Linked DNA regions of Homo sapiens: region 1 is linked to region 2. Evidence: chromatin loops called from intact Hi-C (ENCODE). Cell type or tissue: Caco-2. All regions are shown on one strand. Links, peaks and the distances in the headings refer to the core of each region. The heading gives the core; the rest is flanking DNA. Region 1 overlaps HAPLN1 (hyaluronan and proteoglycan link protein 1). Region 2 overlaps HAPLN1 (hyaluronan and proteoglycan link protein 1).

The links. Peaks named below come from ENCODE experiments on the same cell type or tissue, not always from the same donor. Only the 100,000 strongest peaks of a DNase experiment are listed, where the experiment ranks them.
Region 1: a loop joins it to region 2, with 4 times the contacts of the local background. A loop is called at or near these places in 2 of 110 quality-filtered maps.

The regions. Positions count from the first base shown.
Region 1 is chr5:83,677,188-83,693,850 of GRCh38, forward strand. All of the region lies in intron 1 of HAPLN1 (hyaluronan and proteoglycan link protein 1), which reads right to left. It also overlaps the pseudogene RN7SKP295. Among named protein-coding and RNA genes, the nearest start is that of HAPLN1, 35 kb to the right of the region's middle. In Caco-2, for the core only: no CTCF peak of the experiment used is centred there; no DNase peak of the experiment used is centred there.
Region 2 is chr5:83,624,169-83,640,831 of GRCh38, forward strand. HAPLN1 (hyaluronan and proteoglycan link protein 1) reads right to left here. Exons shown (of 5, transcript NM_001884.4): 5 at 13,637-16,663. Among named protein-coding and RNA genes, the nearest start is that of VCAN-AS1, 70 kb to the left of the region's middle. In Caco-2, for the core only: no CTCF peak of the experiment used is centred there; a DNase peak (open chromatin) is centred at 8,903.

The DNA.
Region 1 (16,663 bases), core at 3,695-11,694, 51 kb after region 2:
AACAACTCAATTGAGGTAAGTATGTTGTTAGACACATTTTACAGCTCTAGAAGTGGAGTCTTAGGGTGGTGAGGTACCCAGCATGTACAACAAGGAGCTGGTAGTCTGGGCAGTGTTACCCCAGAGACGCATTCCCAACTACCATTACCATTGTCGTGGGTCCCCTGACGAGTGCTGTCGGCTCTCTCTTAGCCAGTCTTGCACCTCCTTTAATGCTTCATGCAAGCTGGAATTTTCCTTGTCATATTGCATAGTTCTGTGAAAGTTCAAGCTACCAAGTCAGCTAAAAAGCTTTTCTGATGCCATGGACTGGATGTCCAGCCAAGACCTTTTCATTGTGGTGAGCTTTCAGTCTGGACATGGGCAGCCTATTGTTCCCTTAGCCTGGGTCTGATCCTTTGGCAACCTGACAAACTGAGAAAAATCATAGACCAGAAGGAAGAAAAGTGAGCTCTATTCCAGGTCTCACAACCAGTACAACAGGTCTCAATTTCTTCACCTACAAAATAGAAATAATGACAATGTCTCCCTGGTTTGAAAGTATTCTTGAACAAGTATACAAATCACAAACACTAAGGTATTGTTATTAAATTGGGAAGGACTGCCTCAAACTTGATTGATCGTTATGGATAAATGTAAGAAAAATAGTGAATCAAGGACATCTCCATCTCAGAGACAGATAAATCCTCCCATAAAACTGCTATTTGGAATGAGTTCAGGAGTCACTTCCCAGCAGCAGCAGCACTTGGAAACTGTTAGAGAATGGAAATTCTTGGGCCCCTGATACACTGAATCAGAAACTCTGGGGGATGGGGCCCAGCCATCAGTATTTAGCAGTCTCCTTCCCCCTCAGTGATCCTGATGCATGCTCAAATTTGAGACCCACTGGGCTAAGTTTTTAAGATTACTGGGCGTTCTTCTTCTGGGTGTGGGTTTGAGCTTCTGAGACTTCCCAATTCTTGGAAATAACACCATGCTTATGTTCATTTTTCCTCTCTACTTTTCCTCATTTTCCTTTTTATCTATAGTTTGGGTGTGTGTGTGTGTGTGTGTGTGTGTGTGTTTTAATTAAAAATGTTACTTTAAAACACTGGAAATGAATGCATATAACATATTAGTTATTTTCTAAAAATAATAGGCAGATGGGTATTTTCCTTTTATTTTACAAACTCTTTATATTGTTGCTACATTTATAAGAATTAAGGCGAAAAATATATAATCAGAAAGATTCTCATCCACAAATGGTTAACAATTTAAACAATATATTTTGTCATTATAAAAGATGATTTGCCGTGGTTTATTTTCTGTAAGGTTACGATAGTTGTCATTTTACTGACGGTCTAGGAAATATCTAACACTGGCTGTGGACTTTGGATGATTTCAGCAGGACTGGCAGTGCAGGTCCCTCAAAGCATCACTCTGGGTCCACTGCTCTTCTCTGAAGCCAATACGACTGCCCTTATGGGCTCAATTATCGATGGGTGGAAAGTGGGTAGAAATGCATTAGAAAACAGGAAGAAGATATGAGGGGATTGTAAGAGAGGTGAAATAAAGAGGAAGAAAAGGCCACTCAAAAATAAGAGGAAGGGCAGTAAAAAAGTAGCAAATGAATAATAAATGGTGAATATTTGGCATACTGCTTCTAAGTTTAAAGAAATAAAATGTCACCACAAAATGGATACTGAACTATAGTTCTCAGATCCAAGAATTTCTTAACATGGCTTCTCTAAGAACAATATTTGTTATGGAGTTTAATATCAAGTTTTTCTTGCAAAGATTTGGCAGGGTGTGGAGAAAAAGATCCAGTGGCAGAAACAGAAATGAGCAAGTCAGCCATAGACTTCCCAGTTTTTTATGGGAGCAATATATACCAACATATTTGAGTGATATAAGGACATATATTTCAGTTTAATATTTATTAGGCTTGCCAATGCCTGCAGTTACTGCTAAAGGAATCTCTAAGAATACCTTAGCCACTTACATACAAACTGCTTAGATTTAGAGCAAATCATTTAAAATGACTGCTTTTTGGAGTATCACTTAGCTGTAGATGTTTCTACAATTTACTTGTGGCTTCTTTTCTAATTAAAGATCTCAGAAATCTCAATCATGAATTTGTACCATGCGTATAAAACATGGGAGGCTGAACTTAGGATCCTCATGTCTCAGAACCTGCATTCTTAAATTTACGAAAAATTTATATTCCTTTTTCTCCTCGATGTTTTGAAATCAGTCTATTTCTATCCTGTTTTTCCCCTAACTTTTCTATTCTCTTTCTAACCTTTCTCTGTTTTACTTTCTTGCTTTTGTTTATCCATTCATCACCTCCAAATCTTTCTGACCCGCTCTTACATAATTTATTCTTTTCTCTTTTCCCTATATTTCATATTTATTACATTATATGATATTTGACGTGGTCATAGGATTACTTATCATCGAACCAGGCACAGAGTAAGCAGGATAACTACTTACAACTATACTAGGAAAACAGTAACATGTAAATTGGAGCTATCCTGGATAGATGGGGAAATATGGCAATGGGTACAATGGAGGAAAGGTAGAATTTAGTTTCATTTCTTTATCTACCACTTTTTAGCTGTGTGACCCATGAAGAAGTGATTCAACTGCTTTAGGGTCAAGTATTTTTTATCTGTCAATTAAAAGAGTTGACGTCAAATGTCCAAGCTCCATGTTAGTTGTTATTATTATGATTTAATGTTTTCTTACTGGAGATATCAGATCGTCTCTTCTACTTATGTTGCATTTTAGGACTGTCCTCATCAGCAGATAAATTCATGGATTTTTAAAGGGATAATATCAATAATGCTTGTTTAAGTAGCAATTCAATTTACTTACTGTTTTTGGCTGTTGCTCTTTGCTAGCTCTCTCTCTCAGACAATATTGACAGGGTTTGAGACAAACTCAGCAACCTTTCACCTAATCGAAGTGCATTTGCTCAGGCTGCTCACTGGCCCCTTAGAACCTGCTTTAGGTAATGCTTGAGATGGGGGTTAGACTTCTCCAAAACCAGCTTTTTAAGTGGATTCTGCAATAGTTTTGTTTATTTGTTGATTTTCTAAAACACATATAAAAGGCCTATCTGAGCAAAAGCACATGTCATATTTTGTGTTTATAATGTTCATGTCCACAGCCTTTAATCAAATATTTAGGGTATATGGGGAAAGCAGTACATATATATACTAATAAATGCAGGGACCACATATTTCTTGCCTCTGAGTAACTAAAAGTCTGGAATACCTATAGATAGTATTTAGCATGTTTCTGTAGGTATTCTCACTATCTACTAAAAAATTTTTCAGTTACATGAGATTTCATATAGGTTTTTATGGGCATGTGTTCCATAATTAATAGTCTGTTTCCGGACCAGATAGTTGAGGAAGTCAATAAATAAATATTAAGCAATAAATTTTGATGATGATGGTGACATTAAAAGGAAATAAACGTCTTATCTTCCCCTGTGTTTATCTTTGGAAAACTGATCCTATTTTTTATGCCCTAAAATCATAATTTTACCCTAGAACACTAAAAACTAGACAACCAATATGAATATTATGTTGTGATGCTATTAAAAATGCAGCCTTCATAGGCTGAAGAAGAAAACATCTATATTCTATCATTATACACAAAGATCATCAAAAATAAAATCACCTCATGAACAATTATTAAAAGATAATTAAATCTGTCAGAATATAAATAAGCAGTACTGCCACTTCTCAGGCTAACTCATAATTTCTTTGTGGTTTAATATGCTAAATGCTGCCATGATATATTGGCTTTATAAGAAATACTCTTTAATGGGTATGCTTGTTAGACATACTCATATAGGAAAGACATTTTATAAATTCACTCATTCTTGATTCTGTGATCAAAAATCTGAGTAACATCAATAACAAAGCATTGTATTAAATAATATAAAATTAGACCTTTAAAATATTTTCTTAATGTATAAAATCGAATGACTCATTATTATGATCAGTAATAGTAAATGAATTTTGAATCTTGACAAGGAATTTGGCACTAAATTAAGAACTCTACAAATGTATACATGACTTATTCCCTAGTGAATTGGAATTTAAATAGAAGGAACCTAAACGGAGGCATTTTAAAGCCATCAGAAGGCCCCTTGTAACCAATTATGTATAATTTTGTCTGAAACATTCTAAAGGAATGTTCTGGGAATTATCAACAGCTTAGATTGCTATCTCATTGTTTCTTATCAAGCACAAATAAAAAATGGACACAAACAAATAAAACAACTCTCATTTAAAATTACTTTTTTACATCATTTTATTTTAATTAATTAATTAATGAATTTTTTTTTTGAGACAAGGTCTGTCTGTCACAAAGGCTGGAGTGCAGTGGTGAGATCACGTCTCACTGCACCCTCAACCTCCTGGGCTCAAGTGATTCTTCCACCTCGGCTCGCCAAGTAGCTGGGACCACAGCCACCTGCCACCAAACCAGGATAATTTTTTGACTTTTTGTAGAGAGGAGGTCTCCCTATTTGCCCACGCTATACATCATTTGAAATATATAGAATAACTCTCCTCTTCATATTATAATGTACAAACAAAATTAAGAATTTTTAGGAAATTCAGAATTGGTCAGGCGTGGTGGAGGAAATTTAGAATTTAGAATTTTTAGGACTGCTTTTAAATGTAGGTTATATAAAAATGAGTTTAGACTCTTGTGCTCATATGCACACAACTAAATGAATACAAACCTCCTAGTTACAGGTTTTATAATTTGAAACAAGAGTTTTTAAAATAAGATTTCTAGCACTAGGGTTTATATGGGTAGGAAATCGATCATTACGTCAGTTTCAACTAAATGCATTTGAAATTGTTTTTAATTGAGCCAGCAAAACAATATTTTAAGATTCCATTTCATTAAAATTTTAAATCTCTTTAAAAGTTCAAAATTTCAACAGCTGTCAGTTAAACATTTCATTAACGTTGGATCTAAAAATACAACCGCAAAACATCTACATGACAGCTTTGGTGCCATCACAAATATGTAAAAAGTTTTCTACATATTGCAAAAACACTAAGCTCACCACTGCATCCCATGTGTCATTCTAAAGTAGTTAATGAACAACAAGAATCAGGCAACTCACACATATTTTAAAAAGTCACCAGACTCTGAGAAGGCATAGGAAGATTTTTAAATATGTGTCAATTCTGATTTTGTACTACATACAATGAAAAGTTTTATGATCATCGATTTACTGTGGTACCTAGTTATACTAAGTCATAATAAAAATAAAAATAATATATTAATGGTTTTTAGCAGCAGAAACTTCTGTTCTCTCCAATGCACTTCATGCAGTCAATCCTCATCTCCGTTGGCTGAGTCTTTTCAGGTATCTTCCAAGATCCTTACGAAAGTTTACTATTTGTCCCCATCCTACGTCAAAACATGACCTCATCAGAATTCAGTTCATTGGTATATAAGTAACAAAGTGTGTTCCAGCCAAAAGGGCTGTGTCTACACAGCTCAAAAAAGGGAAAATACAATATCTTCCAATTAATTTAGCAAATATTGACCTCTAAGCTCATTAAATTGAGTTTCCAAATTGGTTTTGTGATGCAGGATATAGCCCAATAATTCATCCTAATAGGTTTTTAAATTATAATGATCTTTGAAGGTGTTTTTTAAGCTTTTAAAACTAAATAATTCTCATTTACAACTTCTTTGGCTCAGGAATTTGTTCATCCTGAAAACACATAAAATCATTTAATCAACTTTCTTTATAGGCATGGAATCTTAGCTAGAAACTACTGCTGTAGACTTCAAAAATATCTACATAATTTGTAGCTTTCTTTTATGAAGAACAAAAGATTTTAAAACTTTTATATAAGTATCAAAGCTTTCCATTGACTCAGAATGAAATAAATATACATGAGTAAAATACATAACAATATGGGCACTATTGTCCTAAGAATGAGGGAAGCTGGGTATAAAAAGTCTCAGGTTTTACATTGTTCTAAATACTACAAAATTACCAGCTCCACGTCTCTCTCACAGATCCTCCCTTTCAACCTGGTCTCCAAATTCCCATCATTACAGTTACCAGTATAAAGTTCCCCAAGGTTGTTTCCATTTCAAATGTGATCATGTTTTTGTGAAGTATTATGGTAGTGAGGGCAGTGTAGAGGTGGCAGAGTTCCTGGGTGAGTACTAACAAAGTTAAGAGGAAACGAGCAGCTACGAAAAACTAAGCTTCTCTCTTCCATAATTTTCACAGAAAGCAATGGTAGTGCCATGAGCAATTACATAAAAGACTGGAATTCTCATCAGTGTTGGGCAAATGACAGTTGAGGATAATGTGCCTACAGCTGAGGATAATGTGACCTTTGAATAATCTCTTATACCTCGTTAACTTTAGCAGGTACACAGATACATTTAGATCTGGATGATGAAGTGTAATCCTAAAAATACAGAACCTGGAAAGCAAGGGAAGTGGTGACATTGTGCACTTCTTCAAAAAGGAACTGCTATCTAAAAATTGTAGAAAAACCTCACATACACAGCTGCCAGTCATCACTCTCAGAGGTTAGTAATAACTGCACACCTCAAAGTAAGTCTTAGTGAGCACAGTACTGCAAATACTGAGAGAATACTGACCATATAAATGTCATGGGAAATAGAATGTAGATCTGAGATGGACTTCTAACAGTGTACATTCTCAGTAGGCAATTGTTTAAAAAACAGGGCCCCTACTGCTGAGAAGCAAACAGAAAAGAACAAGAGCAAAACAAAGAGGGAGAAGCAGACTGCGGGGAGGAGGAGGGGGCAGAAGGAGGAGGAAGATAGCAACTGAAAAGAGGCCAAGGAGTAGTGTTCTTTAGTGGTAATGAACATCTGCGAAGAGACCAGCAGCATGGCCCCTGAGAATGGGAGCAATGACTTGAAGGATAAGCATTACAATAGGGAAAAACAACACCAGATAGGCTAAGTGAACAATCTGAGCATATCCAAAGAGAGAAATTCCAGCCTTACATATCTCAGGGGCACCTAAATTATGTACTGTGCCAAATGAAGCTGTCATTCAAACAATTATCCATTGAGAATCCACCTTACACCAGGCAAGTAGAAATAAGGCTCAGCTTCAGATCCCAAAGCAGGTACCCTCAAGATAGGCTGGGAAGCAATATAAAAGAACAGGGTGGCAAGTGCATATAGGCATACTCAGGATACTATTGGAAAAAGAAGAGGGGCACTCCAGCATGCAGTCGGAATGGTGCCCACTAAAACTGTGCAGAGTGGCAGGCTTGGCAGGCACCTAACCCAGCCTGGCTGGCAGGATATAGAAACGGTTTCAGAAAGGTGATCGTTCAGCTGGGCTGAAAGACAAACAGGAGATAGAGAAGAGGGGAAAGGATATTGCTGCTTAATCATATGAACTGTGAGGGAGCTTGGCCTGCTTGTGTGACTACATGGAGCTCGTGTAGTTGGAGAGTGGGGTGATCATAGTAGAGTGGCTGGAGGTGAGATTGGACAGGGAGTCAGGGGCAAGACAAAAAGGCCTTGAACATAAAATTAATGAGAACTTTTCCTAGTGCAATCAGGCATTCCAACCAGTGCCACATCACTGCAGGTTACTTACTTTATCTTTACATACCTCATAAGAAGATATAACTGTGTACAAAGTACACAGTACAAAGAGGGATCTTCTCAATCTGACATGCATACTCTGTTTACTAGGGAAGATGCATGTAGAACACACTTTTAAAGACTTCCAATTTTTTATAGAGATAAAATATAAAGATTTCAAAATACAATGGGTTAGCCTTTAGCTATTGGATTCTCACTCATTCTTTAGTAAGGGCAGATTAACATAGCTATTGTTATAAATTCAGTGATCAGTGTAATCATTTCTACATTTAATATTAATACATTTTCATAATTGGTTATATCAAAAGATTGTCAAGCCACATACTTTAAAATGGTACTGGAAAAATGGCATGGGATTTGATAGCAGAATCCAGCTCATTGTCTGCATGTGTAACTACTAGAATGCAAGCTCCAGGAGGGTAGAAACTATGTTTACTACTATGTCCTCTGACACACTGTAGAAGCTCAGGGATGCTATGTATGCCTCTGTGGCTTTGCACTGCACACTGCAGGATAAATGGAAGCCTCCAGAATTGCACAGTATACAACCTGCACAACCGTATGCTGCAGACTTCTAGATATTGTTCAGTACACAACCTGTAAAACTATATGCTGCAAACTTCTAGATATTAGACATCACACACACACACACAACTCATTGAATAAATCATCACATTTCATACAACTGTAAAAAAATCATTTGATTCTCAAACTATTAATGAAGCATCTAAAACATTTTGACCCCGTGCTAATGTTACAAAAGTGTAAACTTCCTGAGGACAAGGACCATATTTTATTAGTCTTTATACTCCTGGATTTATTGGTCCTTCTAATCTTGAGTTTTCGTGAGTGTTCAATGAATGAATAAGGAGATTGGCGTTTCTGTAGTTCTAAACATAGCTGTATATGAGAGTGAACTAGAGGTAACTGGAGTTGTCTGAAGTAGTTACTAAGGGAACTCAGTTACTCCATTATTGGAGTTGATTGGTGTGACCTTTTCTCTCTTGTCGGTGCCTCAATCTGAACTTGTCAAGGGCAAATCTTCCAAATATGTGCTGCTTATTTGAAGAGAATAACGTACTCTGATAGAAAAGGACCATTTTTGGCCAAGAGCATATGACTATCTATACTTTCTTGCAAGTATTTCCACACAAGTTCTCGAAGTCCATTTGTAGGAGAACATAAAGCATATGTGCTTTTGATTTTCACCGTCATTTCCTGCTAAATTTCTCTACCCTGGCACACTGGAGATTATTTGAAATTGTACTATCACCAATGACGGAGCCAAAACAACAATTAGAGATATAAAATGTAGCCAAAAAAAAAAAAAAAAAAAAAAGAAATGTCAAGACTTGAGGTCAAATTACCGATCTCATTTCTTCCTACTTGCTAATTTAAAATTTGCCTAAGAATTGTGCCCGTTGATCCACTCCTGGCATAATTAACCTACCTGTCTTAAAAGGAGAAAATTATGACAGGTAAAACAACGAAACAGCTGTTGCTAGAGGTGAAAAGGTAGAAGAGGGAACAAGACCAGCCTGTCAAATAGAATCAGTTCTAGTGAGGCTTTCTGAATTCTGCTTGTCCTTTCTTGCCAGGCTTATGGAAACTTCCTTTGGTTTGGCTGAGAGACAAAGTTAGTGAAATCCACATATGTTCATTCTTATCTTAGTTGGCAATAGTGATAGCAACAATAAAGTAAGAAGGATCAATGTCGCTAAACTTCAGATAGTATGTTTTAGTGATGAATTAATTCAGAGACAGCCATGCCACCTTTTCATTCTGCTAATGCTGACTAAAATTGTAATACATCAAATTCAACACAAACACACACACATATCTCATCCCCTTCACTGTATAGCCCCCAGCACCTGCCGCCCACCTGCCGTTTTGGAGGCAGCAAGTGAATTTAGAAAAGTTCTCTAAATCTGCACTGCTGGGCCAATGGGTGGGAGTAGACAGTACAGCAGGTGGGGTGCAAAGTGACAGAAAACAAAAGAAGGTCACTTAAATTTCAGGGAGTTCAAGAGCAGGATAAGGTTTATTTCCTCTACATCTGGAAGGGTGTGTTGTTTCTCCATTCCTGAATTTCAAGGAAAGAATTTTTATTCTGTAAAAATGCCATTGCTAAAAATAAACAACAATAACAGAAGTTAATAGGTGGAACTGGCTGTTTGGAAGTGAAGGTGACAGGTATTTTGGAATATAAAACAAAAGGAAATGCACTCAAAAATTACGAAATATGTAAAACAAAACTGATATAAGGAAGAGCAAGTGGTATTTATAAAGCAAACCTCTCCTCAAAATCCACAGGAAATCAGGAAAAGAAAATGATTCATTTAATTTCAGTGCTGGTGTAGTCAAAATCAATTTTTAAAAACTGCAAAAAATGGCAAATTTTCTCTCAGTATATAGTGAATGGCCTAAGGAAACATCTGCCGTTCCTCTCATGGAGGAGAATACAGTAGTCTTCAGTTACGAACCTCTTGACCACAATTTGCATTTTCTAGTGATAGTTTAGGAAGGTCTTTTCAAAATAAGCCTCTCAGCAAGAGCATAAATTTCTGTTCAGGCATATGCATAAACAATATAAATAGCTACTTGCTGGCATCATGTTCAAAACATTCATTCAACAATGTTTTAGGAGCAAGTACATAAAATGGAATCTGTGTCCCTGAATATCTCTCACCATTATAGCATCTAAACAAGGAATGACCTCTTTAAATCTGAATCTCAGCATTTGGTGTCACACTAATGTGATGAGATACTCAACTTTGCTAATTAAAATGCAACTGACTTGACGAGAGTAATGTCCACATTGTATTATTAATCCTTGTATCTCCAGCACATATGCTGAAAAAATTTCTTCATAACTGTTTTGCAAGTTATATCTGTTAATTGTAACATTTTAACATATCCTATTCCTTCATTTACATATTGGGGGGAAAATGAGAGTATCAGAAGGATGGAATATCCCATTGTTTTTGCTCTTTGGTGTTAGCATATTTAAATTCTGGAAATGCATTTATATAGAACATTCTGAGTTATTGTTCTTGTACTGAAACATCAAAAGGCTGTTTTGACTCTCTTGGTTTTCTTAAGATATAAGCATTGGATAGACAAGAATTTCTATGACACAAAATAGGCCATGTGGGATGAGGTAAATTTGCTTTCATATCTGCCCATTCCTTCCTTTGTCTCAACCTTTTTGTCTTTTCTCTTTTTAGAACACTCTGGTATCCAGGACATTCTAGCTATGCATGCATCTACACTTTCAGGATTTCTGGTCAGACCCAAGTGTTAGCTCCTTCCTGATCCTCTCCCATTGAAACCATCATTTTCTTTGCCTTTAGTCTTCTGATACTCTCTTGCTTCTCCACTAATGCCTTTGACTTAAAGGTTTATTTTCTATAGTGTACATTTTAGGCATGGGAGAACTATTTTGTCCAAGGAGTCATCCCAGTGATCACTGACACACCATCCACTTTGGCTGCCTCTCATGAGGCACCAGGCTCCACATATCCCGATGTAGCAGCAGAGCTCCTGCCATTCTCTATTTAGTTCTCTTCACATGTTAAACTTTTCAATACCCACAATAGATCTGGCATGAGCTGACTGGCACAGTCCCCACTTTAAGAAGTCCTCATTCTCAGTCGTAAAATGAAGTTGCTTCAAAACACTAGCGTAATTGCCAAATCAAATTCTTTCCAATAATTAAATGCACATGAAAAGCAAATGGATGTTGACCTCTTTTGTGGGCATTCACGATTTTGGAAAATTTCCTGTGCTAGTATTTGCCAAATGCAGCTTTTGATTCTTTTTTTTTTTTTTTTTTTTTTTTTTTTTCACTTTGGAGAATGAGTATTTGAGGAAAGCTTATTTAAATGGAAGACATTAATACAGACTGAAGAGAGAAGAGACAATAACTCTAGAAAATGATGCATTCAGGGAAACGGTGGACAGAAAACGAACTCTTCTATCACCCTCTGCTATGTACAGTGAGAAAGAGCTACTAAAAATTCCTCTAATAAAGCCATAAACAAAGAAAACTAAACTGAAGACCATGTCAATATGCATTTGTCAACAATGCCCATTTGGTCCATATTTGATGAGGCTGAGCAGAACCTTGGGAACTTAAATTCAATGCTCCGTATTGAGGCTTAAGTACAATTCTTAGTACATGCATTGTATTTGCACAGGCAAAATTCCATTTAGAATGAACTTGCCTGGAGGATTTGCAAAGCCTACAATAGGTGCATAGTCTACCTTATTTAAATTTACTCAGTCCATTGACCAATCAATCCCAAGTATTAGGCTCCTGTTTGTAGGAAATTTCCATTTTTCATGATAAAATTATTTTGGCTATTCTTCCTATTTGGAAGGGTAGGGTGAGGAGCGTTAGGGATCGGTGGATTTAGCTAAGACCAAAGTTGAATATGCTGAGCACCTAAATAATGACTGTTCTCCTTGCCAAACTGCTACATACACATAGCTCGTGTATTAATGAAAATCAGAGTTATGAACATTTGCATAATGAAGATTACTAATATTACTGGCTTGTCCTATGTTTCCCTGGAAATATAGGCAGCTACATAAATGAACATTTTCATTAATAAAAGGCCTTATAACTGAACTACAACTTTTTTTTCACTCCCCAGACAAGAAGAATACAAGGGAAAAAGGAGTCTCTGGAAGGGAATTAGAGTGCCCACAAAACCAACTTCAATAACTTCACTATTTTGCCTGGGGCAGGCTGCAGTGGAATGATAATATCAAGGGCACATATGGGGTGATTTTAGACTTGACAGTGAAATCAAATGTGCAGAATAGGCTAAATAATGGCCAATTTTCTCAGAAAGGGAGAGATTTTTTTATTTACTACATACCCCCAGTTATTTAAAATTTATTATACAGTGATTTTACTATAGAAGTTTGTGTGTGTGTGCATGCACCTATAAAAGTAAACAAATCAGATAGTTTACACACACATGCCCCAAATTAATGGCTAATTCTAAACCCAAATATATAAACTTAAAATTTTTTCATTGGATTTATATAGAATTTTTCCTTCTGAAGGGTCAGAGATAGGAAATTTTATATGAACAAACAAAATATCTCATTGCTATTCATTCTTTCTTAGCTTCAAAGCTAAAGAGCTAATGTTATTTTACATTTACAGTATTATTAGTGCACTGCTTTCTTCAAAGAGCTATTTTCTGGAAGACCACCCAGAAGTTTCAACTAATTGAGGAGGCAATCTTCAGTTTACTTAAATAGGAAGGCTACGTGGGACACATTCCTGGCATCAGTACTCCTCTGTCATATCTGTTTGTGCTGGATATAATGCAAAGGACAATGTTAAATTCTGAAAATACCCTAGACTGTTTCCCCCCATCAAACAACCAAAGCAAAAAATAGTTAATTTCTGATACCTTTTTCAGAAAGATTGTTTTATAATCTGGGCTTTGAAAATTCCAGGAAAAATGAGCCACCCAAGGCGATCATAAAAGCCAAAGTTACAGATGTAGAAACAGGTTTTTTAGTAGTGTGATGTATTTCTGAGATTGTTGAAAGTGTAAGATGTTATTTGAAGTGGCACAGAATTAGCTGTTTGGTCACGGGAGAAACATCTGTAAATGGGAACTAAAAGGTTTTATGAACAATTCTTTGAGAAATATGTTGGAATCTAGAATAAGTAAGATTGGGGTAATTTATATGTGGAGATATGTTAATTCTATTTTCACAGATTTCATTGTAACATGCTATGGTTTATTAAATGGGTTTTATATATTTAAAGAGTCACATATTTTTCTTTTCAGATAAGGCCTTTCCATTTTTATCTGCTAATTTATGAATTTGCGCACCCCTGATTTTCTCTTCCTTAGGGAAAAAAATATCTGACATAATTTCAATATTGTTAAAGACATTGAAAACTATTTATATGGTGATTATATATTCAGGCATATTATTATGATCAATTACCAAATCTAGTCCTTTAATACTATCCTGAGTATTTTATTAAAATAAGTCGCATATTTTTATTAGTTTTATATGAATGCATGTGTTATTTTAGAGAAACTAGAAAAATGAAGAAAAGCAAAACTATGAAAATAAAACCACCTAGGACTTCTGTTTCTGATCAAGATGAAGTAAGATGAGCAGTATTTACTCTTCTGTCTCAAACAACTAAAAAGATAATGGACAAAATACAGAAAAAACCAGACACTCAAGATATTGGACATCAGGCAAAGAACAGTAACTTCTGATTATTAGAAAACAAATGAGGTGAGTCATATAATTTATTGCCGAAAGAAAGTTTTCATACAGTACAGGAAGAAGGAACCTACCTAGAGCCTGTTCAAAAACTTGAGCTGAGGCGTTGAGAGCCAAGAGTTCTGAAAATTGACGGTTCCTAGAGGTTGCAAGGCAGAATAATAGAAATGAGAGGAAAGGAGAGAGTGACACAGAGTTAACTTAGGATGTTTAGAGTTTTCTCCTAGAATATTCAGTTAAGGACTGACCAGTGCATATGTGTGAGAAATCTATCCAAGTCTAAGGAAAAAATGATCCTAAAGGATTAGTCTTCACCCAGCACTGGAATAGCACCTGTTTCCAACAGGCAGTCTAAAAAGCCTCATAATTCTTGGAGAAGGTTTAAAATCTTAAGATGAATCTTTACTCGCTAGTGGAGGGAAAAGTAATACTAAACTTAAGACAGCTCTAGGACCACCTAACAAAATTTAAAAGAGTGACCTGAAAGAATCAAACTGTTTCTAAGTACCTTAACCATATCTCTGAACAACGTATAGTAATATTTGTAGGAATAAGTAGTATCCAGCCTTAATTAAACAAGGTAAAATTTAAAACATACGGAATCCAACAGAAAGCTACTGGGCTTACAAAGAAGCAGGGCATACCAATAATAATAGTAATAATAATAATAAAGAGAAAACTTAGTCAATGGGCAGACCCAGAAATTATAAAAATGATAGTAGATACGGATGATAGAAACAGTAGATAAGAACATTAAAATGCTATTATATCTATATTTCAAATGTTCAAGAAGCTAGAAGAATTATTGAATATGTTACATATAGAGGCATGAAAAAGACATTTACAACCAGCCTATATAAAACATTTAGAGATGAAAATGACATTGTCTAAGATAAAAAAAAATTGAATGGGATTAATGGCAGGTTAAACAATTCAGGATAAAAGATGAGTGAAGTTGAAGATGTTGCAATAATCAAAACTGTCCAAAATGAAGCAGGGAGAAGAAAAATGACTGAAAACTAAAAAGGAAAAGAGCATCACTAAACTGTGGGACAACTTAAGTGGCCAAAACATACGTAATTGGAGTCTCCAAAAGAGAGAAGGGGCAGAAAAAAATTTGAAGAAGTAATGACTGAAAACTTTCAAATTTGATAAAAATTACAAACTTACAGACCCAAGAATTTCAGCAAATATTCTAGCACAAGAAACATGCAGAAAATTAAACCAAAACCCTCAATAATGAAACTGCTTAAAACCAGTGGTAAAGAGAAAATCTGAAAGAAAGGAAGAAAAAGACCCATTATTCACAGAGGAATAAAGGTAAAGATGAAGGCTGATTTCTTGTCTGAGACAAAGCAAGCAAGAAGACTGTGGAATGAGATCTTTAAAGTACTGAAAGAAAACTGTCCACCTAGAATTCTTTACTCTGCAAAAATATGTCTCATAGACAAAGGCAAATAAAGACTTTGTTAGACATACAAAGCTAAAATAATTCATCAATAGCCTACACAGAAATAAATATTTAAGAAACTTCTTCATGCAGAAGAAAAATGATAACAGTTGGTAAACTGGATTTATGCAAAGAATGAAGAGCACTGACTATACTAACTATAAGTAAGCACATTTTTCTCATTATGTAAATGTTTTTCAAAGATAATTGAAACCTTAAGGTAAAAATGATATGAATGTACGGTGGGGTTTTATATTTAGAAGCAAAATGCATGACAACTGCATAACAACATTTGTACAAAGACCATGTCTAAGGGTAATAGAAATATGTCATTGGAAGGTTCTTATATTAATACTTTACATGAAGTATAGTAGTCCCCCTTATCTTCAAGGGATACATTCTAAGACACCCAGTGGATGTTTGAAACTGTGGATAGTACCAAATCTTACATATGTTGTGTTTTTTCCTCTGCACACATACCTATGATAAAATTTAATTTATAAATTAGGCACAGTAAGAAATTAACAATAATAAAATGGAGCAATTATAACAATATACTGTCATAAAAGTTATATGAGTATGGCCTCTCTCTCTCAAAATATTTTGTTTTACTATACTCACCTCTTTTCTGACTGTCATTGACTGCTGGTAACTGAAGCCAAAGAAAATAAAATTGCAGATATGAGCAGGACTACTGTAGTAAAATATCACCTGAAAATAGACTGTGAAAAGTTAAGGTATATACTATAAAACCTAAAGCAGCCAGTAGAAATGTAAACAAAGACTCATAACTAATAAACCGACAAAGGAGACAGAATGGAATTTTTGGAAAATATTCAAATTATTTCAAAAGAAGATAGAAAAAGAAGAGGGAAGAGAATGAAGAACAGAAGAGGCAAATAGAAAAATTAGCAAGATAGTGGATTCAGAGCCAAGCATATCAATATTTTAATTAAGGGTAAATCATCTATAAACCTCCATTGAAAGGCAGAGATTGTCAGGTTGGATTTAAAAGAACCACTATATGTTTTTTAAGATAATCTAAATAAGAAAGACAAGAATATATGACAAGTAAAAGGATGGGAAAATACATAATATGCTAACACTAACCAAAAGGGAGATAGAGACACTATATTAAAATCAGACAAAATAGATTTCAGGATAAAAAATATCAGCAGGGGAAAAGAGAGCAATTTCATAATGATAAAGTGTCCAATTATCAGGAGAACATTACAACATTAAAAATGTATGCTTCTAATAACAGAGGTTCAAAAATACCTGAAGCAAAATGATATAGAATTG
Region 2 (16,663 bases), core at 5,777-13,776:
GTGAAATTCAGGAGATATCCTTGGAAGCACATAAAGAAACTCTCACTTCTGTTACTGTAAGGCAGAAAAAGCTAAGGATCAGGCTCAGGACTTAATTAGAAGAGTAGCAAAGCTTCAGAGAAGATATGTTGAAATTCTACTCCCAGCAAGTCTGTGTGTCAAAGTCTGGGCCAGCACAGGGAAAGCATGGGGTCTTGAGAGTGGAGTTTGATGAAATGATGTACTTTCATCAATTCTACCTCTGCTAGTGGAAATTGGATCAATTGCCAAGATGAGTCAGAACATAACCTGGCTAGGAAAGTGCGGGGTGTACTATGGAAGGAAAAGCTCTGTACCTGGAAGAAGCTATGGGACTTAGCTGACATATACCAGTAGGAGTTGGGACCTGATGAATTGGGCAGGATTTTGAGCATGCTGTATAAGGAGAGTAGAATGTGAAGTTGAGTAAGAGATAGTTTTTTCAACACGGGAACAGCCTCCTATGATACAAGATTCAACACCCTGACAATGACCTGGGAGATACTGTCAACACTCTGTAACGACAGCTCTTACAAGTTTGGGAAAAATAATGGCCCACACTAAGTAAAGTGTAAGTGTCAGAACTGCTGAAACAACTAGTGGAAAAAGATGAGGTCCAAGGCTTAAAGTGGGCATGCTATGTAGATGTATTAGGTAAGGACAGAAAACACACCAGCTGGAGCTTTCCAGAGGAAACTCCAGGTATGACGGATTTTGGGATGGTAAGTCCTATCACATTACCATTTAACTCACCTGTTTTGCTCATTAAGCTCACAGATGATTCTGTTAAATAACAGTGCATTATTGTAAGCTTAATAAAATAAGTGACTTCAGATGCAGCTGATGTTCCAAGTTTCTTCACTAGAATAATCAACAGAACCCTGCACCTGATAAGCACTTATCAAGTTAGCAAGACTTCCCCGCAATTTATTTTAACCTGAGCTTGCCGGAGCAGTTTTCTTTTATTTGACAGAGACTGTGCATCTTCATCGTTTTACATCAGGGCTACATCAAATAGTCTGAGTCCATGTCATATTTCAGTCCACAGAGACATTGATCACCTCTCCATAACACGAGGCATCTTCCTAGGACATTATTGACATTCATGGTAAGCCAGAGAGTAACAAACATCCTAGACCCCTTGGTAAGACATTTACATAGCAGAGGGTGAAATATAATCACATAAAAATTCAGATACCTGCCACTGAAATGAAGTTTCAGGATAGTCCAGTGGCCAAGGCATGAAAAGATAGTCTCTCCAAAGTGAAACATGAGTTCTTATACCTTAGACTCCTTATTATTCGAAAGGGACACAGCATGTGGGAGCAATATATCCCACATTTGGGTGCATTGCTCCAATTCACTTAATGAGAAGTACATAAAACTATAAAGTTTTAGAGTCCTGGTAGAGACTGAACTCATAACTAATGGATTGTAAGTATCTATGTGGCCTGAAATACTCTTCATGAACTGCGTATTTCTGATTCAGCAAATCATAGAATTGGATCAAGCCATCATTAAATGAAAGGAGTATATAGGAAATTGGGCTTAGACAGGTCTTGAAGGCATGAAAAAGTTATACAAGTAGATGGCTCAGCCACCCAGTGCAACCATTTGTTTGGCATTACCACCCCTGCCTCAGTCAATGTTTGTGACACATTTACTAAGGAAGAAAATATTTATGTCTGTTTTATAGGTGATTGTACCAGAAATAGACAGAAGTGGACTGTCATGGTATTATAGTCCTATTCAAGAGTGGCTCCCAAGCAGAGAAGGGAAACGAAATCCTTTCAGTGGGCAAATGTTCATCTATGTATCTTTCTGGTTTTCCTTTTTGCTGGAAGATAATATAAGCACACATATGAACATACACTGCTTTATGGGTTGTGGCTATGAATAGGTCAAGATAGTCAGAGGCCAGATAGCCCCTGAATCTTGGAAATCAGTATATGAATAAACCTCTCACAAGTGGTTCATGGGAATGTCACAAAAGTAAACTCACTGCAAAGGAGGCTCTTAATAACCAGGTGGATAGGATAGCCCATTCTATTCAGATTATTTAGCTTCCTCCCCCTACTATTCTGGTGCCTGATCAATGACTTATCAACAAAGACATCATGGTGGCAAGAGTGGAGATTATGCTGGGTTCAACAACCTGGGCTTTCACCAATCCTGGCCTGGCTATCATCACTGTGAATTTAAGTCTGTCAACAGTGGAGAGAAATACTGAGCCGCTAATAAGAAACTATAAGCTGTTAGAACCAACCAGCAACCTGGTTCCATTATGGAGGGGGAAGCAACTCATCCTCACTGGAATAGATAATTGGGTTGTATCCAGTTTATGTACTTCCTCAGATTTTCTTGGCCCCACCCGTCCCACTTGTTTGCTCAATGGAATGCTCCCGTCTCGTCATCACTACCATTGTCTCATCTCAACTCCTGCATGCTTTCCACCCTTCCTTGAATGAGGGCAAAGGGGAAGCCTACTTTTCCCGCCATATTCAAACTAAATTGAAGCAACCTGCTTTGGAGCATGATATCTGGCTCCCCAGTGACTGCCCAGAGGCGCTAAGTAGTACAACTTGGAAGTGTGGGGGAGTTAATGCCTCAAATGGTGAATTTTGACCAGTAAGAGATAGGGAAACAGAAAGAAGCCACAGCATAATGAGTGCATATTTGTTTGCATAATATTGGTGGGAGCATGTTGTTGATGCTATTTGTTGTTGTTTTTCTAAACAGGTATGCAAATATACATCTTGAGTATACATAGAAGGGTGTACATCTATGTTGAGTAGTCAAAAGGAAGGCTTGCTTTGGCTATGGTGGTTTGGCAGTCAATATTGATTTTAATCACCTGTGTTGCCTTCCTGTATATTGAAAACTAGAAATATTTTTTTTTACAGGTGCATTTCCAAGTCTTCCTTGCCATGGTGTTTTGCTATATAATTTCAGTTCCACTGAAAAGATTCAAAAGATGAAAGTATGGAGAAAGTTATTTTTCTGATTCTTTGACTTTCTGTTGGCAAGGACCATTTGGACACATTGAGATTTTTATGCACTGCTACAGTTTCTAGCCACTAATTTTCATGAATATTAAGAGCCAGCTGCAATTTGTGGCAGTGGTTTTCTCCCTGTATCACAGCTGTAGCAGTGTCCTTAGCATTTGGCATATAGGAGAAACTCAAAAAGTGCTTAATGAATTGAACTGGATTTCATAGAACTTGTACAGAAAAACAAAACCAAATTTATGCTATAGTCCATAAGTGCCAGGGTGGACATCATTTGCAGCCAATAACTGTATTCATTACATTTTGAGCCTCCCTTATTGGTGTATTTTGTTGTTTGTTTTTAACTACATATGTATACTGAGAAAGAGAGTAAAACAGGGGCTGTGTGCTCCCTCACAATTCAGAAGGGGCTTTCCTCCTCTCCTGCAAGGAATACAAGTTCTCCACTGTTCGGGATATGTCGGTTAAGGGGCTGGGCAGAGTCTTTTGGTACAAACCATGGTAGATGGTTGATGAGTAGGCAGGGGGCTGAATGCTGGCAGTTGGTGCTCCTGACAGGGCATCAAATCTGTGCTGCTTCAGCACACAAACCACTCCCTAACACTGATGGGGATCCAGAGTTCTGTTCACACGGCAGCCCCCTGTTCTCTCTCCTCTCACTCAGTGCATCATTTTTCTAGTCCTGGAGAGCAGTAAATTCCCTCTGCAAGCATGCATCTGAATCTATGTACCTCCTGTTAGACTGGAAGGCTGTTGAAGAATTGAATATCTTAGCTTTCCTTCATAGGCTCTGCATGGGTGACTTGTATCTGCCCGTAAAAACTTGGGGGAGGAAGCCCTTAAGAGGTGAATGAACAAAATCGGTATTTGGTAGAAAAGACACAAACTAATAATTCAAAATAATATTCTACCACAATGTGAATTGCTGTATTGTTTGTTCTTTGTGAGTTGGCAGAAAATAATTTGAGAACTGCCAAAATATATAACATCACTTAACTAGACCCATTAGGAAATATTTCAGTCAAAGCTGGTCTGAAGTATTGGTGTGTTTTAAAATCTGTGGGCCTTCACAGGTTCCACTAAAACAGGTTACACTCATTTCCACTTAACCATTTATTTAGAATGCTAGGGACAAGTTGAGTTGTGTTCTTGGAAATTTATCTTATGATCCCAATTTCTTTCCATATTTGCTAAGGCTAACTCATATTAAATCACCCAATAAAACCTGAATAAGCATCAATAATATTTTCTCCTTACACAATTTGCTTTCTATTGAAGGCTACGTGAAGAGGAGAAGCTCAATTATCTTAAGATAAAAATATTAGATTAGGTGGAAGTCTGCATATTTGCCGGCCATCTGGTTCAGTCACAAACTCCCCAGGAATCCTGAACATATTTGCAACCAAAAAGAATTTGAACTTGAATGACTTTTAAACTGGGACATAAAATGTGGTAACCCAAACTATGCACAGACACTTACAAAGGACCAATTAATAGATTTATTTTGAGCCTTATGCTCTGTGATATTTTTTCTTCAGAGATAACTAAAAGGATGCAAATATTTGTTAATAATTGAATTAAAACTCTCCCACCTCTAAAATGTATTATAAATTTATCCAAAGAGTCTTCTGCTCCAAGGTTAGCCAGAAAGAAGCAAAAACAAAATCAAAAACAAGAATTGCATTGTGTGTAATCTTTCTCATTTGCCAGTTTGCAGGGAAACAGTAGTTAATTTCCTCATGCAAAGGAAACTCCTATAAAGGAAACTTGAGGTGTTTTATGATTAGTCTGGAGATGACAAATAACAAACCTAATTTTTGCTTGTGGAATTATTTTCACAATTACATCAGACACACCTCTTCAGCTATCAAGCTGCAACTTGATGGAAAGTCTACAGTGAGTAGTGTAAATGAGAGCACATGTTGCTGGAACTATGAAGGAAATAGAGAACTATGTACAATATTTCATCTCAAGAAACTTGTGATGTTTCTTTCAGAGGCATTTGAACAAGAACAACTCCATCTTGAATAGGAGCTGGAGAAAATAAGGCCAAGACCTACTGGGCTGCATTCCCAGATGGTTAGGCATTCCTAGTCGCAGGATGAGATAGGAGGGAGGCACAAGATACAGGCCATAAAGACTTGTATCCTTGCTGATAAAACAGGTTGGAACAAAGAAGCTGGCCAAAACCTACCAGAACCAAGATGGCAAAGAGACTGATCTCTGGTGGTCCTCAGGGCTAGACTCCCACCGGCGCCATGACAACACACAAATGCCATGGCAACATCAGGAAGTTACCCTAAATGGTCTAAAAAGGGGAGGCATGAATAATTCATCCCTTGTTTAGCATATAATCAAGAAATAACCATAAAAATGGGCAACCAGCAGCCCTCAGTGCTGCTCTGCCATGCCTATGGAGTAGCCATTCTTTTATTCCTTTACTCGCTTTCACTTTACTTTATGGATTCATCTTGAATTCTTTCTTGTGAGAGATCCAAAAACCTTCTTTTGGGGTCTGGATAAGGATCCCTTTCCAGTAACATTTCTATGTCAGAGATGTCATGTATCAAAATGCAAGTCACCAAGTCCTATGCCAGAACACAGCTCACCTTCAGTTTATAGTAGGATGTCTGGCAAACACCAATTTTAGATCTTGTTAAAACCATTGGTAAGAACCTTCCCCCACCTCATTAATTACCTAAACTGCATTTACCTTCACTAAGGAACTGCAGACTATACCAACACAGGCCACATGCTGTGTTATAGGATTAGCATTTAAAGATAATTCAAACTTTTCAAGTATGTAATTGACAGTGAATAATTTTGAGATATTGACTCTAATTTTGAATCCTAGAGGGAGGATCTTAATGAAAAAAAGCTTCACTTGCTACAAGAGGATTTGCTAAGCTAGGAAGAAAATATTTTCAGTTCAAATGTTACTGGTCTTGTATATTAAAAAACTTTAATCTAGCCAATACAGAAAATTTCCAAAGGAGTATGTGTAACTTGAAATTTACATTATATTTTGTTCTGCAACTCAATGAATGTTTGTGAACTTTTACCGTGCCTCAAATTTTGACTGTCGAGCAGGAACTATTTAAGCTGGTCACCTTATTGAAGAAGAAATACCTTGCTTTGTGCGGAGCATGATATACTTATTATAAGCTTCCAGGCTTGGGCAAAATCGCTATGTGATATACTGTGTACAAAATTGCTATCTGATGTACTGTGATTGCAAAGGTAATCACAAGTAATGAAGGTGATAATGATGAAGAAGATGATGATGATGATAATAATTCATGATTGCTGATGAAAATAGCATTATCAGACACTTACTATGTGCCAAGCACTCTTAGAAGCACTTACACACACTAATGAGTTTAATCAGCAAATAATATTAACCAATGAGGTAAATGCTGAGATGAGCTAGTTTCTCTCCGAATCTCTGGCACTGGTAAAAGAACTGCTAATAAATAAGAAATTAGGGTTAGCTAAAATACCTAGGCACTTCCTGGAGAAGCTCAACCTTGATGGAGCCCACAGTGGGTGGTTGGTTTAGGAAGGAGTATGCCCATCTGGCTCTGGTGACATTAAGGCCGGAGCTTGGTTGTGGCCACCTCATAGCGGATGTAATAAAGCTCCACTGGGGTGCATCATAGCTTCTTTAGTCCCCTTCTATTTCATCATTCACTTTATAATAAAAAAACTCAGGCAGTTCTCCAGAAAAGTGCTATTTTGTATCTTGGGGATGTAGGGAAATGTGTGTCCTATGTTTTGAGTTGTCACAATGATTGGAATTCGGTTATCACTGGCAATGAGCTACTGGAGGAGTGAGGGATGTTAAAGTGTCTTGAAAGCTAAGGCAGTCTCAGATGGTAAAGAATCATTTTGTCCAAAATGTCCACGGCTCTCCTTTGAGAAAGTGTTGATGATTCAGGTCCTAATCAAGTGATATCTAGGCTGGCTTTTACAGTGGTAGAACTGGAATAGAAAATGATATGGTAGGGAAAGGCCGGGCGCGGTGGCTCACGCCTGCAATCCCAGCACTTTGGGAGGCCGAGGAGGGCGGATCACGAGGTCAGGAGATCGAGACCATCCTGGCTAACATAGTGAAACCCGTCTCTACTAAAAATACAAAAAATTAACTGGGCGCGGTGGCGGGCGCCTGTAGTCCCAGCTACTCGGGAGCCTGAGGCAGGAGAATGGTGTGAACCCGGGAGGCGGAGCTTGCAGTGAGCCGAGAGAGCGCCACTGCCGTCCCGCCTGGGCGAAAGAGGGAGACTCAAAAAAAAAAAAAAAAGAAAGAGAGAAAGAAAGAAAGAAAGAAAGAAAGAAAGAAAGAAAGAAAGAAAGAAAGAAAGAAAGAAAGAAAGAAAGAAAGAAAGAAAGAAAGAAAGAAAGAAAGAAAGTTAGTTATATGGGATATGGTAGGGAAGAAATTATAGAGTCAAATCTGGAATATTTCCCCCCAAGTTTTTAAAAAATTGTTAGGCTGCAATGAGAATGTTCTAGTATTGCAGTACATTTATTTGTTAAATAATTGTTGTAGAATACATCTTTGTAATGGACACTTTAGAAGTAGGAGGGAAATATATTTGATGGATATATTGAATGAATTTCCTTCCAGGCATATTATTATTATTATCATTATCATTATTATTATTATTATTTTGAGACAGATTCTCACTCTATCACCCAGGCTGGAGTGCAGTGGCGCAATATCGGCTCACTGCAGCCTCCACCTCCTGGGTTCAAGCGTTTCTCATGCCTCAGCCTCCTGAGTAGCTGGGATTATAGGTGCACACCACCATACCCAGCTAATATTTTGTATTTTTAGTAGAGATGGGGTTTTGCCATGTTGCCTAGGCTTGTCTTGAACTCCTGAGCTCAGGCAACCTGCCCACCTCGGCCTCCCGAAGTGCTAGAATTACAGGTGTGAGCCACCGTGCCCGGCCTTCAGGCATATTAATTGATTGTGCATAGTAGAGATCATACAGACAATGCGTATTTTATTTATTTATCTATTTATTTACTTATTTATTATACTTTAAGTTCTGGGATACATGTGCAGAACGTGCAGGTTTGTTACATAGGTATACACGTGTCATGGTGGTTTACTGCACCCATCAACCCATCATCTACATTAGGTATTTCTCCTAATGCTGTCCCTCCCCTAGCCACCCACCCCGCAACAGGCCCCAGTGTGTGATGTTCCCCTCCCTGTGTCCATGTGTTCTCATTGTTCAACTCCCACATATGAGTGAGAACATAGGGTGTTTGGTTTTCTTTTCTTGTGTTAGTTTGCTGAGAATGATGGTTTCCAGCGTCATCCAAGTCCCTGCAAAGGACATGAACTCATCCTTTTTTATGCTTCATAGTATTCCATGGGACAACACATATTTTAAAACTGCTATTTTGATTATTTGCATTAGAATGGAGTCCTTCAGAGCCTCAAATCAATAGTGTATATTTATAAATTCTGGACTTCTTTAAGGCTTCTGTATGTAAAGCACCATTAAATATTTACCTCTCTTTAAATATTTAAAGGAATAAGCTTTAATTATATTTCCAGTGTTCTATTTATCTTTGCGTTATTCCAAACAAAATGGGAGGGAATTTATTTATACTACATGTCAAAACTGTCTTGTGAAGTAATGCTTTAGCTAATATTACAGAAAATGATAAGCCAAAGTATGATTCTTTGGTATGCTAAGTACTTTGAACTAAAGGAGATTAGAAGGCCTCAGAAACAGCCTCAGAAGCAAAGTCTCTCTCTGACCTCCTGCCCTCCTGTCTCCTGTCCCTCTTTCTCACTTGAAGTGAGTAATAGAAATTGGAATTCGTCTTCCTCTTCCCTAAAGCAAACCATAAAACCTCAAAAGGTCACTCTGTGCCTTCTCCCTCAACAATCTCATTCCAGCGGGGTCCTGCCCCATACCCAGGAGGAAGGAAAGCTTCACAGCCAGAAGAATCTGCACAGACAGGCCTTGAGGGTTTCCAGCCTCGATCTGTTACCATTAGATCATACCCTCTGTCCAATCACATTTCTATACAGTTATCCGTTTTTTATCAAACCTAAGCATATGATAAGTTTCCCTTGGGTCTTTGGATCTTTATTTCTGGAAGCTCCCATGTCACATAAAATTTTGATGAAATAAATGTATTATGCTATTCCCTTGTTAAATTGCCTTTTGTTATAGGAGTGTCAGCCATGATCCTTATGATGGATAAGGAAAGCTATTACACCTTTCTGCCTTTACATTAATATGATGTAGGCATTTCCGTAAACCAGCTGTCATAGAGATAGCTTTTCTCCAAGGACTTTCTACAGCATTAGGCTGCAGTCTCTAGGCACTGTTCGGCTGCTTACCTGCCCAAGAGTTTTCAAGTTTCCAGAGCACATCCTGAACAGTGCTCTCCTGCCAAAACATCAAAACCCTGATGTCTGAAATTTCTTCTCTGACCCTTAGAATGAAGTCAGCTCTCAGTGAATTTGTCATACTTCATCAGTTTTCTATATTTTGGTGACAACTGTTATTATATTTTTAGTGCACCTCTTTAATTAATATTTATCCTTTTTAATTTGGTAAGATACTTGCTTATTACCCTTTTCTTTAGAATTAGTCTTCCCAGTGGAAAAGATACAAAATAGGACTTTATTTCTTCCGCATAGAAGTGTGCTTGTCCGAAGCCTCTGCGTCTTTAGCTACGTGTCTTTTCTTTGTGTACTCTAAAACTAGAGTAGGAAGAAGGTAGGCCCTAGTCTCCCGGCACCAATGCCGGGCCTTAACCTGTGCCTCTGTGCTCTCTAGGAGAGCCACAGAATTCAGGAATCTAGGTCATGGCTGAAGGAGTTATTAGGCTATACCTCCTAGTGAGATCATCCAACATTTAAAGAAGTTTATTATTGAATTTTACTGTTCATATATTTCACCTGTATCAGGGTGAGTTATAGCAGACTCCAATAGCCATACCATATCCACAGGTCAGTTTAATTAAACACTTGCTAAATTAATTAATCAATCCTGGAAAATATGAAATGTATGAAACTATGTCTTTAAGAAAACTATAAGTGATATTCCTAAAACTTTGGGTATGATGATCTAATTTTGATTAAAAACTATGATTTATTCACATATATAATGGTAAATATGATATTTTAAAACAAAATTTGTGTCGTTTTGTCCCTTGAATATTTGGATTATGAATTATAATAAATTTTCATTTTCTTTTTGTGCTTATCTGATTTTTTCAATATTTTTTCTATAAATATGTATTCAGTTATAAGAAAATACAAATTTTCAAACTACATTGACAGCACTATGCTAGCCGCCCTTGCAGTGAGGTTGAAGAATTATTAAAATAACATTATGTAGTCTATGCTTTTAGAAACTTATAATTTGGTTTATTGACCAAGGACATATGCAAACAAAAATTTAAGTAATTATATATTAAAGATTTAAATAGTAAAAAAACCCAACATATTTTGAGGTAGTATGTAATGATAAGTGATAATGAATTTTCTATCTTTAAATAATCTTATTTAATTATTAGAAAATAAACCTTATAATGTATTTTGATCCTCTTTGTTAGGGTGAGAAAACTGAGGACTGTTTTTTGATCTGACTTGTAAATCTATATATAGATTACAACATAATAACAGCTAATATTTATAGGGTGCTTATTATGTGCCAGGAACAGTTCCATGGTTTTCCATGAGGTTAAGTATGGTACAGTGGTTAAGAGGGCAATTCCTTGAAACCTCTGCTTGACTTAAGTCTTCACTTTGCTATTAAGAGAAGCCATGTGAGCTTGGGCAAGTCATTTATCCTGATTGGGCCTTAATTTCTTCATTTTGAAAACTAAGGCAATAATATGTCTTACAGGGTATCAAGTGGATTAAATAAATGGTATACATAAAATACTTAGCACAAATGTGGTATTGTGTTAGCTATTACCACAATATATTAACTCATTCAAATTTTATAATGGTATCAGGCAAGCATTAATGATATCATTAATATTAATATGTCTACTTTTAGATGGAGAAATCAAGACCAAGAAATGTTAAATGATTTACCCGGAGACAGTAGGTGGCAGGGCTAGATTTGAACTATGGTACTATCACGCTAGTGTCTATGCTTGGAACCACTCTATTGAACTGTGTCTTCCAATGATAAACAGTCCAATATCTTTAACATTATGAATAAGTTGCTGCTAAGTAATAAGTAATGCATGTCTTCATGATGCCATAAAATAAATATGCTTTTGAAAAACAATAGTGATTTTCTATGTAACATATAGTATTAGAGTTTTAAGAAGTAAACAGTTGTCTCTGGTATTTGGTAAACTAATTTAATCAAATCATATATCCTTACTGAGGACAAGGGTAGAATTCTCTCTCCTCTCTCCTCCTTCTACCCTCTCTCTCTGTCTTCCTCTCCATTCCACACTCCCACCCAATCTTCTACCTAGCTAGCATTGTGTTGCTTTTGTTTTTTGTCTGAGGGTCAGTGTTGGTAATGGAAACCTCACAGTGAATTCAAGTCTTTTTCTCTGAGATATAATTGAAATCTCAGAAGCCATTGACTTCAATGTGGAGTTCAAATTCTTATCCCAAAATATTTTACATGATTATTGTCATAGCCTTTACATTTCAGTACTTTAGATGGGAAAGGGTTTGATAGTATAAATGGTTTAAAGTAGTTTTTATTGAAGAAGTAACAATAATAGGGTAGGCACATAATTTATTAGATACATATTTGCTAATGTAATCGGAACTATCACTAGAAAAGAAAGCAAATCAAAGCAATTAAATATTTATGCTTGAAGAATATTCTAAGTTCAATAAAATTTAAACCAATTATAGAGTTTTTAAATTGTTTAAATTGTGAGTCATAAATATCAACCTAATTATATATCTGTGGAATAGCTTTGTTTTTTGTCCCTAAAATAGTTAAATCCAGTGGTTCTCACCCCTGACTGCACGTTAGAGTCACGTTAGAATAGGGCGTGGGGGTTAAAAATCCTGATGTCCACGTTACACACTTGACTATAATCTGTGGGGGAGGGACTCAGACCACATTTTTCTGCAGATTCCGAAGTGATTCCAATATGCTGACTACAATTGCTTTAACAGATTACTGAATGTTCATGTACACTGAACTGAAAGTTTGGCTCTTCAAAGGCATTCTATTAGAATAGCAGAATTTGCTTCTCAGCCACTTGAAGTTTGGCTCTCATCACAGGAACAAGCATCTTCCCATAGAGAAAGGATGTTCAATTTGGCAGAACTCTGAGCACAGGAAGAACCATGAAGGACATTATTTATCTTTTCCCTGGGCTTGCGGCAATCATTACACATGAACATGTTTATTTATTACAATAATAAATGGTTTTGTTTTTAGATTCACATGCAAGAATCTCAGCATCTTCAAAGAAGGACCTTTCATAGTCTCTAAAGTCTCAAACTCACTTGTTTTTTATCTTTCTTTGCTCTCTGCATATATATGAATTTTGGCAGGCAGAATTTTCATTGATTAAAATCAAAGAAACATTTTTTTCAAATAATGTTTTAAAAATCCCAGATATTTCCAACAGATGAAAAGCTGGCAATTGGGCCCCTTGCTTTGAAAGAAAAATATAAAGATACAATATTCTTAGAAGTCTATTTCTATCCAAGAATCTTACATTTGTTGTTAAAGCCAATAGCTTCATTGTCAGGTAATAGAAAATCAGAGCTTTCTCTCCTCCCTGGGGGTACTCTCCTGAATAAATGGAGCTCAGGCTGCTGTCTGACACCAACTAAATTAAAGAGCCATCTTTTAATAGCTGAGGCATGAAGCTATTATCTTCCTGAATATACCACCTACTGAGAAGCAAAGACTACGGAACCATCTTAAGACATGCCTCTAAATAATCCTAAATGGAGGGCCCAAGAAGTAGAGATAGGAAAGGAAATATCTTCTTACACTTCCAGTGTCAGTTTCTTCTTAGTTCATTTTCTCCCTCATATTCTCCAATAGTCTTGGCTTTTATACTCCTCTTATACATCTACCATCATAGACAGGGTCCATTCTGCACAAGAATAGTCTTATTATAATATTAAGCTCTGTCACTCTGTAGGAAAGTAAGGACATCACATCTTAATAGTTTACTTGTTTTATTTTAACATTATGAAACTCTGTAAGATCCTTCAATATTAGTATCAAGCAAGTTTTGTATATGACCAGGCCACAATATACAAAAATTGCTGGCAAGGTGAAGATATCGTCCATCTATGTAAGAACTGAAACACTAAAAGTAAATGATTTAATTTCATATTATCCTTGGACTTTTTTCTTCTCCAAGGCAATTAATGTATTGCAAGTAAGTATGGGAAAAATTTTAAGGTACATTTTTATTTGAATATCAATGACAAACTCATTTAGGTGTGTTTCTGTTCAAGTCATTGCACCAGCAATAGATCCTTGCATTCAAGAATTCATTTCTGTATATCAGAAAAATCCAGAAACTATTTTTTATGTTGAAAATCCAGAGTAGGGGTGGAAATATTGCAAAATATATTCCTTGCTATTGGGAGTGTAAAGTGCTAAAGAGAAGAACTTAAGTATGAAAAGAAAAACCTTTTTTTAATTCAGCACTCATGATTAAGTTATAAAGCATTTAAAATGTGTTAATCTAATCAACAACACAATAGATTTCTGGGATTGCTGAACTGGTGGGCAAAATTAATTATGCTTTGAGTCATATACAAAGAGAAAAAAGTCAATATATTTTGGGATAATACTATAGTTGATTTAGCGACACCATATAAATGCTCTTTTTTTTTTTTTGACTTTGCAAGAGTACTAGGAAATGAAAATTGTACGTATTTACAATTTGAAGTCAAATGTATCAGAACAAGAATGAATTAAATGCCTTTCTTGGAAATAATGTATTGACAGAGTTTGACACAAAGAAAAATAGCTAAGATTCTACAACTCAGAAGAATTAAAAGATACTGCAGTAACACAAAATTGACTTTTAATGTACCAGTTCATTGTATCTTACAGAAAATCAAAACATTTTTTTTTTGGTAATACAGATTGATTCTTCTCCTCAAAGTTATACTTGATATCTATTAAATGCCTTTAAATATTGGTTTTCTTTTAATCAGGTGGCTTAATAACTTTTGTATTTTTCATCTCTTTCGTTGTACATCCATTGCCGCTCTGGCAGTAGTGAGCTACGATACAGTTAACTTCTTAACAAAACGATGTCAGTTATCCGTTGATATTTCTTAATGCATCCTATGCTAAAAACTGATAAGTGATTCCCTTTTAATCCTCCCCTCCTTAGTGGTCAGCTACTCCATGAGACCACCATATTCTTTGGAGTACTAAAATCAAGAAACCCAGAATGGCTGCCAGCAACCAAATTGTAATCTCCTTTGAGTCTACTTCTAATTGCCAAAATAAAAAGTGACTATATTGTTGCATAAAATAACACTTTGACAGGTACCAGCCCCCTTTCCATGAGAGAAAGTTTAAATTTACAAACGCCATATTTGGCTAAAAATTACTGTGACACAATATGACAGCACTCACTTAAAGATGGCTTCCAGTGTTAATGTGACCAACTTATTTTCGTTCTTATGTTGTCTTTTTATTTGAATTGCTTCTTTTTGTTTGGGTTTTCCAATGTAGATGTCTCAGTGAAATGTGCAGATATACTTTGTTCCTTATATGGTCACCAGTGTTAATTATGGACAAATACATTAAAACAAGGGTTCCTGGCCCAGCCTCCCATCTAATCTCTTTGATACTCTTGGAATCTAAGTCTGAGGAGCGATTTCTGAATTAGCCAGTGTTGTACCAACTTTCTGTTAGGAATTGTATTAGAATAACCTTTCTTTTTCAGACCTGCTCAGTGAGACATCTTGGGGAATGAAGTAGGAAAATAGACATTTGGTGGAAAAACAGCAAAATGAGAACATTAAAAAGACTCATTCAAGTATGAGTATAAAGGGCATGGAAATTCTGGTCCTTTGAGCAAAATGAGAAGAAAAAATTCTGCTCAGCAGTATTCACTGTGTTAAGATTTTTTGTTTTTTACACGAATGGAAAAATGATGTGTAAGTGGTATAGATTTTAATCAGCTAACAGTCACTCCAGAGATTTTGATCAGCACCAATTCCTATAGTAGTAAGTATTTAAAAGTTAAGAAATACTACTACATTTAACATTATAAAGTAGAGTTCTGGACATAACTGAAAATTAGATGTTTGCTTCAATAGAAATTTGTTCCCACTTGTATTTTCAACAAAATTATCGGAACATACATAATAATAGTTCAAGTATGGACTTCTTTCAATGAGCTAGCCCCCATATTTGAGGTGTTAAAGTTGTTATTTGGGAGATAGTCCCCTCTTTAAATAATATATCATCTCATCCTAGACCATTTAGGTATCTTCCTTAATTTAGAAGTGCAAGTTCTATTTATACCACCAGTGTTTGAGTTTAAACTTTACAAACTCTTTGGATTTATAGTTTTGTACAGTTTGCATATCCAACCTAACTTAAAAATGTGCATACATAACATTGTCATCTTTTAATATTAAAGCATCTGAAAATTTTCAGATATGTTTTTGATGAAAGAAAGGACCTACTTTTATTACAATATTTTGTCTGAATAATATATGATTATAGTTATGGTTTCATGGACTTCCAATTGTTCTATACCTTCCACACACAGAACTCTATAGAGTAAATTTATTAGAATTATTACAGAGCTTTAAATGCAACCACAATCCATTCAGGAAACAGATTTATTTACTCATGTTCATGGGAGGAAAATCTACATAAAAACATTCATGAAAGCATACCGGCTATGTCATACTTGGATTATTATAGTAAATCCCATTTATTAGAACTCATTGTGAAACAATGGGAAACCATGAAATGTAATTTGAATACAAATATTGGTCCCTGTGGGGTCTCAGCAGTCATAAAAATATAGGAAAACAGAGCTTTATTTAAGAAGATTGGAGCTGCTAATGTGGAAAATTGTGTTTGGAAGCTGGACTTAACCTTTTATTTAAAGCCCTGAAGATTTTAGTGTAAACTCTTTGATGACAGCTTCAGCATTTAATTTAAGCCTAATGATGACCAGCAAGGAAAGTGACATCATTAACCACATTTTCTGTTTGGGATAAGGTTTAGAACTACACTGTTGACTTTTCCCCCCAAACACAGGCACTGGTTGGGTTCTCTCGTGTATATACAAATAGGAATAATAAGAATTTTGAAAGTTGCATCTTTGTTTCTGCATTAGGGATTCCTTTTATAATGTAATTGATTTTCATATAATGTAAATATGAAATATTAAATCAGTTTAAAGTTATTTTTATAGGACAATAACATTTCATAGGCTAACAGAAAATCAAGCTGCTAAATTTTACAATTTTTCTGTCCAGCAGTTTATCTATATAACTGCCCTGAGTAGATGCTAAATGCTGCTTAGCAAATGGCCCTTAGAATTTAAATACAACTCGGTAAAGCTACTCAAAAGATAAAACAATTCCTCTTAGACATGTGTAATTTTAATTATAAGAAGGTAGAAGTCTTTTTCATTGGTTAAATATTATCTGCTTATTT